2 separate regions of the Homo sapiens genome follow, and region 2 is linked to region 1. Evidence: chromatin loops called from intact Hi-C (ENCODE). Cell type or tissue: tibial artery. All regions are shown on one strand.

The links. Peaks named below come from ENCODE experiments on the same cell type or tissue, not always from the same donor. Only the 100,000 strongest peaks of a DNase experiment are listed, where the experiment ranks them.
Region 2: a loop joins it to region 1, with 7 times the contacts of the local background. A loop is called at or near these places in 1 of 110 quality-filtered maps.

The regions. Positions count from the first base shown.
Region 1 is chr22:40,845,402-40,849,401 of GRCh38, forward strand. It overlaps ST13 (ST13 Hsp70 interacting protein), which reads right to left. Exons shown (of 12, transcript NM_003932.5): 3 at 2,893-2,968. Among named protein-coding and RNA genes, the nearest start is that of ST13, 9.2 kb to the right of the region's middle. In tibial artery, no CTCF peak of the experiment used is centred here; no DNase peak of the experiment used is centred here.
Region 2 is chr22:40,450,328-40,454,327 of GRCh38, forward strand. All of the region lies in intron 4 of MRTFA (myocardin related transcription factor A), which reads right to left. Among named protein-coding and RNA genes, the nearest start is that of MRTFA-AS1, 69 kb to the right of the region's middle. In tibial artery, no CTCF peak of the experiment used is centred here; no DNase peak of the experiment used is centred here; H3K27ac peaks cover 2,329 bases.

The DNA.
Region 1 (4,000 bases):
AAATCCTCCCACCTCGGCCTCCCAAAGCACTAGGATTCCAAGCATGAGCCACTGCACCTGGTCCCTAATTATTTTCATTTTTAAAAGTAGCATGGACAAGTTTTAATTTTAAAATAAAGGCTTACTACTGATGCAGAATCAAGTACCAAGGCTAGATTTAAAAATAAATTTAGTTTCCATATGTACAGTAGTGACCAAAGCTAGTACTTACAACCAAAACAGTAAAGAATGAAAAGCAGTATCTTGCTTTTCAAATTGTCATTTAACAGTTGTCAGTTAAATGACAACTGTAATTTGTTGCAAGTGGAAAACGAGTTTTATATATATATACACACACACACGCACGTATCATTTAAAAAGAACACATTTGCAAATAGTTAATTTGATAAGAAGTTTCCTTAGTCAAAAAAAAAAAATTTAAAATCACCCACCTAAAATCAGAATTACTGTCCAGCAACAACAAAACTTGACGCATGACTGACAAACTATATATATACATATATGTATATGGTGTACAATGCGATGTTTTAACATACAGGCATATCGTTTTTTGAGACGGAGTTTCGCTTTTGTTGCCGAGGTTGGAGTGCAGTGGCGCAATCTTGGCTCACCGTAACCTCTGCCTCCCAGGTTCAAGCAATTGTCCTGCGTCAGTCTCCCAGGTAGCTGGGATTACAGGCATGTGTCACCACACCTGGCTAATTTTGTATTTTTAGTAGAGATGGGGTTTCTCCATGTTAGTCAGGCTGGTCTCCAACTCCCGACCTCAGGTGGTCCACCCGCCTCAGCCTCCCAAAGTGCTGGGATTAAAGGTGTGAGTCACCGTGCCTGACCTCAGGCATACCTCATTTTATTGTGTTTCACTTTACTGCACCTCACATAATGAAATGATTCTCACCCATCATATTAATAACTATCCATCTCACATATTTATTTGTTTTTGGTGAGAACACTGAAGATCCAGTCTCTTAACAAATTTCAAGTATACAGTATTATAGTCATGCTGTATACTGGATCTCTGGAATTTATTCAGATTATAGCTCAAAGTTTATGCCCTTTAACACGGTAAAAAAATTTTAATCCATTTTTTAACAGCAACTAAGCTTGTCTATCAAAGTTTGATTTGTATACAAAAAAGAAAACACTTTTAGGTGGAGAGTTGGTTAAAAAATTTATTGTAGTTTTAGAAACTGGTAGAAAGTAAGACTAAAGAGGCATTTTATAAAAAGTAAAAGATCTTCAATTTAGCACTCAAACAACTGCCAGTAGAATGTAAGACCTCTAATGATATCAAAGATAATTTGATTCAGGCCAGGCGTGGTGGCTCACACCTGTAATCCCAGAACTCTGGGAGGCCAAGACGGGCAGATCACCCGAGGTCAGGAGTTTGAGACCAGCCTGGCCAACATGGTGAAACTCTGTCTCTCCTGAAAATACAAAAAAATTAGCCAGGCATGGTGGCATACGCCTGTAGTCCCAGCTACTCAGGAGGCTGAGGCAGGAGACTCGCTTGAACCCAGGAGGGAGAGGTTGCAGTGAGCCGAAACTGTGCCACCACACTCCAGCCTGGGTGGCAGAGCGAAACTCAAGTCTTCCAAAAAAACCCCAAAAAAACAACAAAAAAAAACTGATTCAAAATTTAAAACATTTCAAGTACTTTTCTTCAGGTTCTGTGATATAAGAGACTTCCAAATTCATGAAGAAATTTAGTCAATTTGTGGCCAAAAAACCAACCAAACTCATAGCACAGATAACTACTCTTCTAAATATGAACCAGTTTTATCAACATGGTTGTAAGAACTAAACAAATACTATTTTTTGGCACTCAATTCAGTTATGGGAAAACTTTTGGCTGGGCATGGTGGCTCACATCTGTAATCCCAAACACTTTGGAGGCCAAGGCAGGTGGATCACCTGAGATCAGGAGTTCAAGACCAGCCTGACCAACATGGCAACATGGCAAAACCCTGTCTCTACAAAAAAAAAAAAATACAAAAATTAGCCGTGCCTGGTGGCACACGCCTGTAGTCCCAGCTACTAGGGAGGCTGAGGCATGAGAATTGATTGAACCTGGGAGGTGGAGGCTGCAGTGAGCTGAGATCACACTGCTGCACTCCAGCCTGGGCGACACAGTGAGACTCCGTCTCAAAAAAAGAAAAAAAAAAAAAAAAAGAAAACTTTTTAAGTATGCTTAGAACAACTTTAATATGTAACCCAACTTTTTCTAATACAAACATTATGAAGTCTGATTTATTATCAATGAAAATGTAAAACCTGAATTGAGGGGTGCCACATGTGTAAAATACCCTTTGGAGTTTGAATGCTATTAAAAAAAGAAGCAAAATAAATTATTAACAAATATTGAGGCCAGGTGCAGTGGCTCACGCCTGTAATCTCAGCACTTTGGGAGGCCAAGGTGGGTGGATCACGAGGTCAGGAGTTCGAGGCCAGCCTTGCCAACATGGTGAAAGCCCGTCTTTACTAAAATTATAAAAATTAGCCGAGTGTGGTGGCAGGTTCCTCTAATCCCAGTTACTCGGGAGGCTCAGGCAGGAGAATGGCTTAAACCTGGGAGGTGGAGGTTGCAGTGAGCCGAGATTGTGCCAGTGCACTCCAGTCTGGGTGACAAGAGCACGACTCCATCTCAAAAAGAACAAAAAAACAAAAAAAAATATTGATTACACATGTCAATATTTCAACCAATATGCCATTAATATCTGAATTTATTTCATGTTTCCTTTTACTTTCTAAAATGTGACTACTAGAACATTCTAAGTTTCATATGTGCCATTATATTTCTATTACACAGTGCTGATTTAAGTCACTTTAATAAAAATCAACAAAGTATCACATCATAGGTTTTCAAATACAAACTAACTACCGTCTCCTCACCTAGATCACTTTCCTCACTTGATGGTTCGTCTGCCTTTAAGTCTTCCTCCACCTTCTTACTATCAGGTTTTTCTTCCTAGCAAAGGGAAGACAAACAGTACTATCAGTATTTAATAACATACCGAATATTTATACTAATTTCTACAAATCTATGTATAAACTGTCAAATATGGCCAGGCATGGCGGCTCATGCCTGGAATTCCAGCACTTTGGGAGGCTGGGGTGGGTGGATCATTTGAGGTTAGGAGTTCAAGACTAGCCTGGCCAACACGGTGAAACCATCTCTACTAAAAATACAAATTAGCCGGACGTGGTGGTGCCCGCTTGTAATCCCAGCCACTTGGGAGGCTGAGGCAGGACAATCACTTGAACCTGGGAGGCGGAGGTGGCAGTGAGCTGAGATCATGCCACTGCACTCCAGCCTGGGCGACAGAGCAAGACTGTGTCTCAAAAATAAAAAAACAACTGTTCAAAATAAAGTTTGAACATTGACAATAAACAGTTTAGAGATTATAAATAGCCTCATGTCCACTCACATTATATTTTATTGCCAAATTTAGTAAAAATCTTTACAAGGGTTTTTGAGTTTTGGAACTGCAAATAAGAACCTGTGGAATTACAATAATAAACAATGAAAATTCAAAGAATTTAAAAGTGCACGACATATAGAAAGCAACACTTTCTTCCCATCCTATAAATAACCAGTGTGGTTTCTTGTATATCCCATTGCAGGATAGTCTCTCTATATATGAAACAACTCTATCCTTTGCCTTTTGCATTTAACAACGCTGTGTATCTTGTAAATTATATACCATTATCAGCCTACCTTCATCTATTCACTCAACCATATATTGTTAACCATTTTTAGGTTGCTTCCCTGTTACTTAAAAAATTAGAACCAAGGCAGGGCGCAGTGGCTCATGCCTGTAATTCCAGCACTTTGGGAGTCCGAGGTGGGTGGATCACGAGGTCAGGAGATTGAGACCATCCTGGCTAACATGGTGAAACCCCTTCTCCACTAAAAACACAAAAAAATTAGCCGGACGTGGTGGTGGGCACCTGTAGTCCCAGCTACTCAGGAAGCTGAGGCAGGAGAAGGGCGTGAACC
Region 2 (4,000 bases), 400 kb before region 1:
CAAATGAACAGCAACCTGAAAGCACTTGTACTGAAGCGCTTACAAATGACACTTCCACCACCTGATCTCACCAACTATGGATCCTGCTTTGATGCTGTTTTCAATTTTCTTTTTTTTTTTAATAGTGTATTTATTTATTCATTTTTGAGATGGAGTCTAACTCTGTCGCCCAGCCTGGAGTGCAGTGGTGCAATCTGGGCTCACTGCAGCCTCCATCTCCCAGATTCAAGTGATTCTCCTGCCTCAGCCTCCCAAGTAGCTGGGATTACAGGCGCCTGCCACCACAGCTGGCTAATTTTTTTTTTTTTAAAGTAGAAACAGGGTTTCATCACATTGGCCAGGCTGGTCTCAACCACCTGACCTCAAGTGATCCACCCACCTCAATCTCCCAAAGTGCTGGGATTACAGGCTTGAGCCACCACACCCAGCCTCCTCAATTTTCAAAGATTTTTTAAAGTTGAAATTTTGGCGAAAGCATAGCAGGCTGTCATCACAAAAATTCCAATGTGGACAAGAACCAGTATAAACTGTGACTTTCAGGAATTAGCACAGGGTTTGTAGCCAGAAAACCCGGATTGGGTCTGCCTATCTTTCAGTGCCCGTGTAACCTACAGCAAGTCCCATGACCCCTCTGAGGCTCAGTAGCCTCATCTGCAAAATGGCAATTATACTAACTGCTGCACTGGGTAATTATTAGCATTAAAATGAAAGTGCTTTGCCATCTGCTAGAAGCTATGTTAAGTTTAAGGGCTGTTACTGATGTAGCTTTTTTCCTTTATTACCATTCTGGAAGAAACAGCAGGTATATGGAGTCAAATGCTGAGAGCTAATTGGACCGGGCTTGACTTCCATTTTTTGTCTTTCTGTTTTTAGCTGACACACTAAAAATGCCTACAAAAATCCTTTAACAAAGACCATCAACCAAAGAGTTGTCAACAGTTCGAGAGACTGACCATGATAAATGAGCACCAAAATTAAGTTCATGTGAATCAATGAAAGCATTTGGGTGGCGGGGTGTGGAGAAGGGACTGCATATTCTGGGGCAAGCAACGATCCAAACTAGCAGTCATAAAGGGTTCTTCATACACATCCTGTTTTGGTATGCACGCTTGCCACCACCCGTTTTGGCACCGGCTATCACCCCCACCCAAACCAGCAGGAAGACCAACTCCCAAGAATGAATGTAAGAAGTGGAGACGCAGGATGCTCAATCTTTTCCTTCCCAAGAGTGCAAACTGTTCCAGCGTCTCCTGCTCTTGACCCACTGATGGTCAAAGAGGCTCAAGACTGAGACAGGTGAGCACACAATCTCATTTAGCACGAGTATCGACACAGGGAATTCCAAAAGGTTAACATACCAGTGGTCAAATATTTTGAATCTGACCTTCTAGGCTTCTCTTTGACATAGGCCAGGCATGTTTATATCTAGCTTTCATACCACAGCCCAGTCTAAGACCCTGGATCAGTCTATTTTCACTCCAGTATACTTTTTGGCAAAGTGCAAACCAATTTTTTTAAAAAAGCTACTGCCTCTTTCTGAAGTCCCCATAATCAATACGTCTAAGTGATCTGTTTAGAATACAAATTCCAGGTCACCTGTGCCCTCCTGCAAATAACATCCCACCTGGCTGAAGTTTTTTTTTTTTGGTTTTTTTTTTTTTTTTTTTTTTTTTTGAGACAGAGTCTCACCCTGTAGCCAAGGCTGGAGTGCAGTGGTGTGATCTCGGCTCACTGCCACCTCTGCCTCCCAGGTTCAAGTGATTCTCCTGCCTCAGCCTCCCGAGTAGCTGGGACGACAGGCGCGTGCCATCACACCCAGCTAATTTTTTGTATTTTTAGTAGAGACAGAGGTTTCACCACGTTGGCCAGGATGGTCTTGATCTGTTGACCTCGTGATCCACCTGCCTCGGCCTCCCCAAGTGCTGGGATTACTGGCATAAGCTATCGCGCCTGGCCTGAAGACTTTTAAATCACCACCATCATCAGTTATCTATCAGGACTCCCCTTGGGCATGTGATTAAGATGTGTATTGTTCAGGTAAAATAGTTGAGTAGTACCTACAAGTGACGTTATAACCTTCTTTTACTCTTGATAAGAAGTTAGCCTTGGATATCTCAGATTCTTCAATAACCAATTATTAATGAAACTTAACACCTGCTGTACTTTTTAGACATCAAACTGTAACAAGAACTCATATCAAAAAGACTACTTTCAGCCAGGCACAATGGCTCATGACTGTAATCCCAGCACTTTGGGGAGGTCGAGGTGGACGGATCACCTGAGGTCAGGAGTTCGAGCATGGTGAAACCTCGTCTCTACTAAAAATACAAAAATTAGCCGGGCGTGGGTGGCAGGCGCCTGTAATCCCAGCTACCTAGGAGGCCGAGGCAATTGCTTGAACCCAGGAGGCAGAGGATTCAGTGAGCCAAGATTGCCCCACTGCACTCCTGCCTGGGCAACAGAGCAACACTCCGTCTCAAAAAAAAAAAAAAAAAAAAATGATGACGACTACTTTTTATGGCCTATTCAACACAGCTCATGGTTGGATTCTTCTTCGGACCGAACCATGAATACACTCAGAACATGAACACACCACTCACTGCAGAGTATTATTTAAGGATTTGTTGGCAACTGGCCAAGAAGGAGGTTCTATGCTAGTCACTGATCACTGAGGTAGAAACACACTCTACAACAGCAGAAGCGAGACAAGGATGTTGACACAAATGCAACGTAAAATGCCTGGGACTGATGTGCCTTCTCCTGTGATAAAAGAGAAGATTCCTGAAGCCACATACCTAACACAATTTTCTCTCAGCTTCAACTCTAGGGATCAGGTCAGCCTCACTTCTGGAAAACATGTTTCACTGTGATGTTTATCAAATGCAACTTAAACTAGGGATTCAACTACAATTACACAGTCACATTCCTGTAGTGAGGACACATCATCTCACTAGGTAGGGTTCTCTGCCTCTTAAAGAATGAAAAGATAAGGAAACGATCACCAAATGGGTTACACCACCATATCCTGCAACTGAGCTCTGACGGAAGCGGGAGTCCGAGGGCACTGACCGGACTGGGGCAGAGGGCCAACTGCAAGGTTTGGGGAAAGCCTTTTCTGGGCTCCTATTGGAAAGGGGCACTGGGTGGATCATAGCCAAACTTCTTTGACACACAGGGGCAGCAGTTGAGAGATGATCACACAGAGCTTTCAGTAACTCCCAAATGGACTAGAGCGTATGAGAGATGATAAAGGCCCAGAGAGAGAGGATTTGCCCTTGCCTTAGTCCCCACCCAAACTCACTCACTGATGAAGTATCCACTGAGACTTAATGTCTTTGATAGTGTAACACTCCACTTAAAAGCAAACAAGTGCTATTTTCTTGAAACCTACAATTTTAGTTAAAAAAAAAAATTGTTAAAAAAAATAGGAGTGGGGATGGAGGACAGATCACTCTCAAACCAGACCCTCATCTGCCCTGGAATCACTACTGCATTCCCACTGGTAAACATTTCTGTCTCTTGGTAAGTTGCCCAGAAATTTAAAAACATTTCTAACACAGCCACTTGTTTGTTTGCTTTCAAGAGAAAGAGGTTAAAAAGAAACATCTACTCCCAGGAAGAGGGCAAGCTCATAAAATGATAGTCCTGCTAATATATGACCAAAAGGAGAATGATCTTAACAGAGTAGTACCATGCTGACTAGTGGTTCTTTGATTTCTAACAATTTATAGCAATTGTCTTTTAATCCACTGATAGGAAAGAAAGTAAAATTAAGAACTGTATTTATTGGAAAACAGTTCCTATTCCTTTTGGGTGGGGGTGTGAGGGAGGCAGGGTCTCACTCTGTTGCCCAGGCTAGAGTGCAGTGGCACAATCTCAGCTCCCAGGCTAAGCGATCCTCTTGCCTCAGCCTCCTAAGCTGTGACTACAGGCACTTGCTACCACATCCAGCTAATTTCTGTATTTTTTGTAGAGATTAGATTTCGCCATGTTGTCCAGG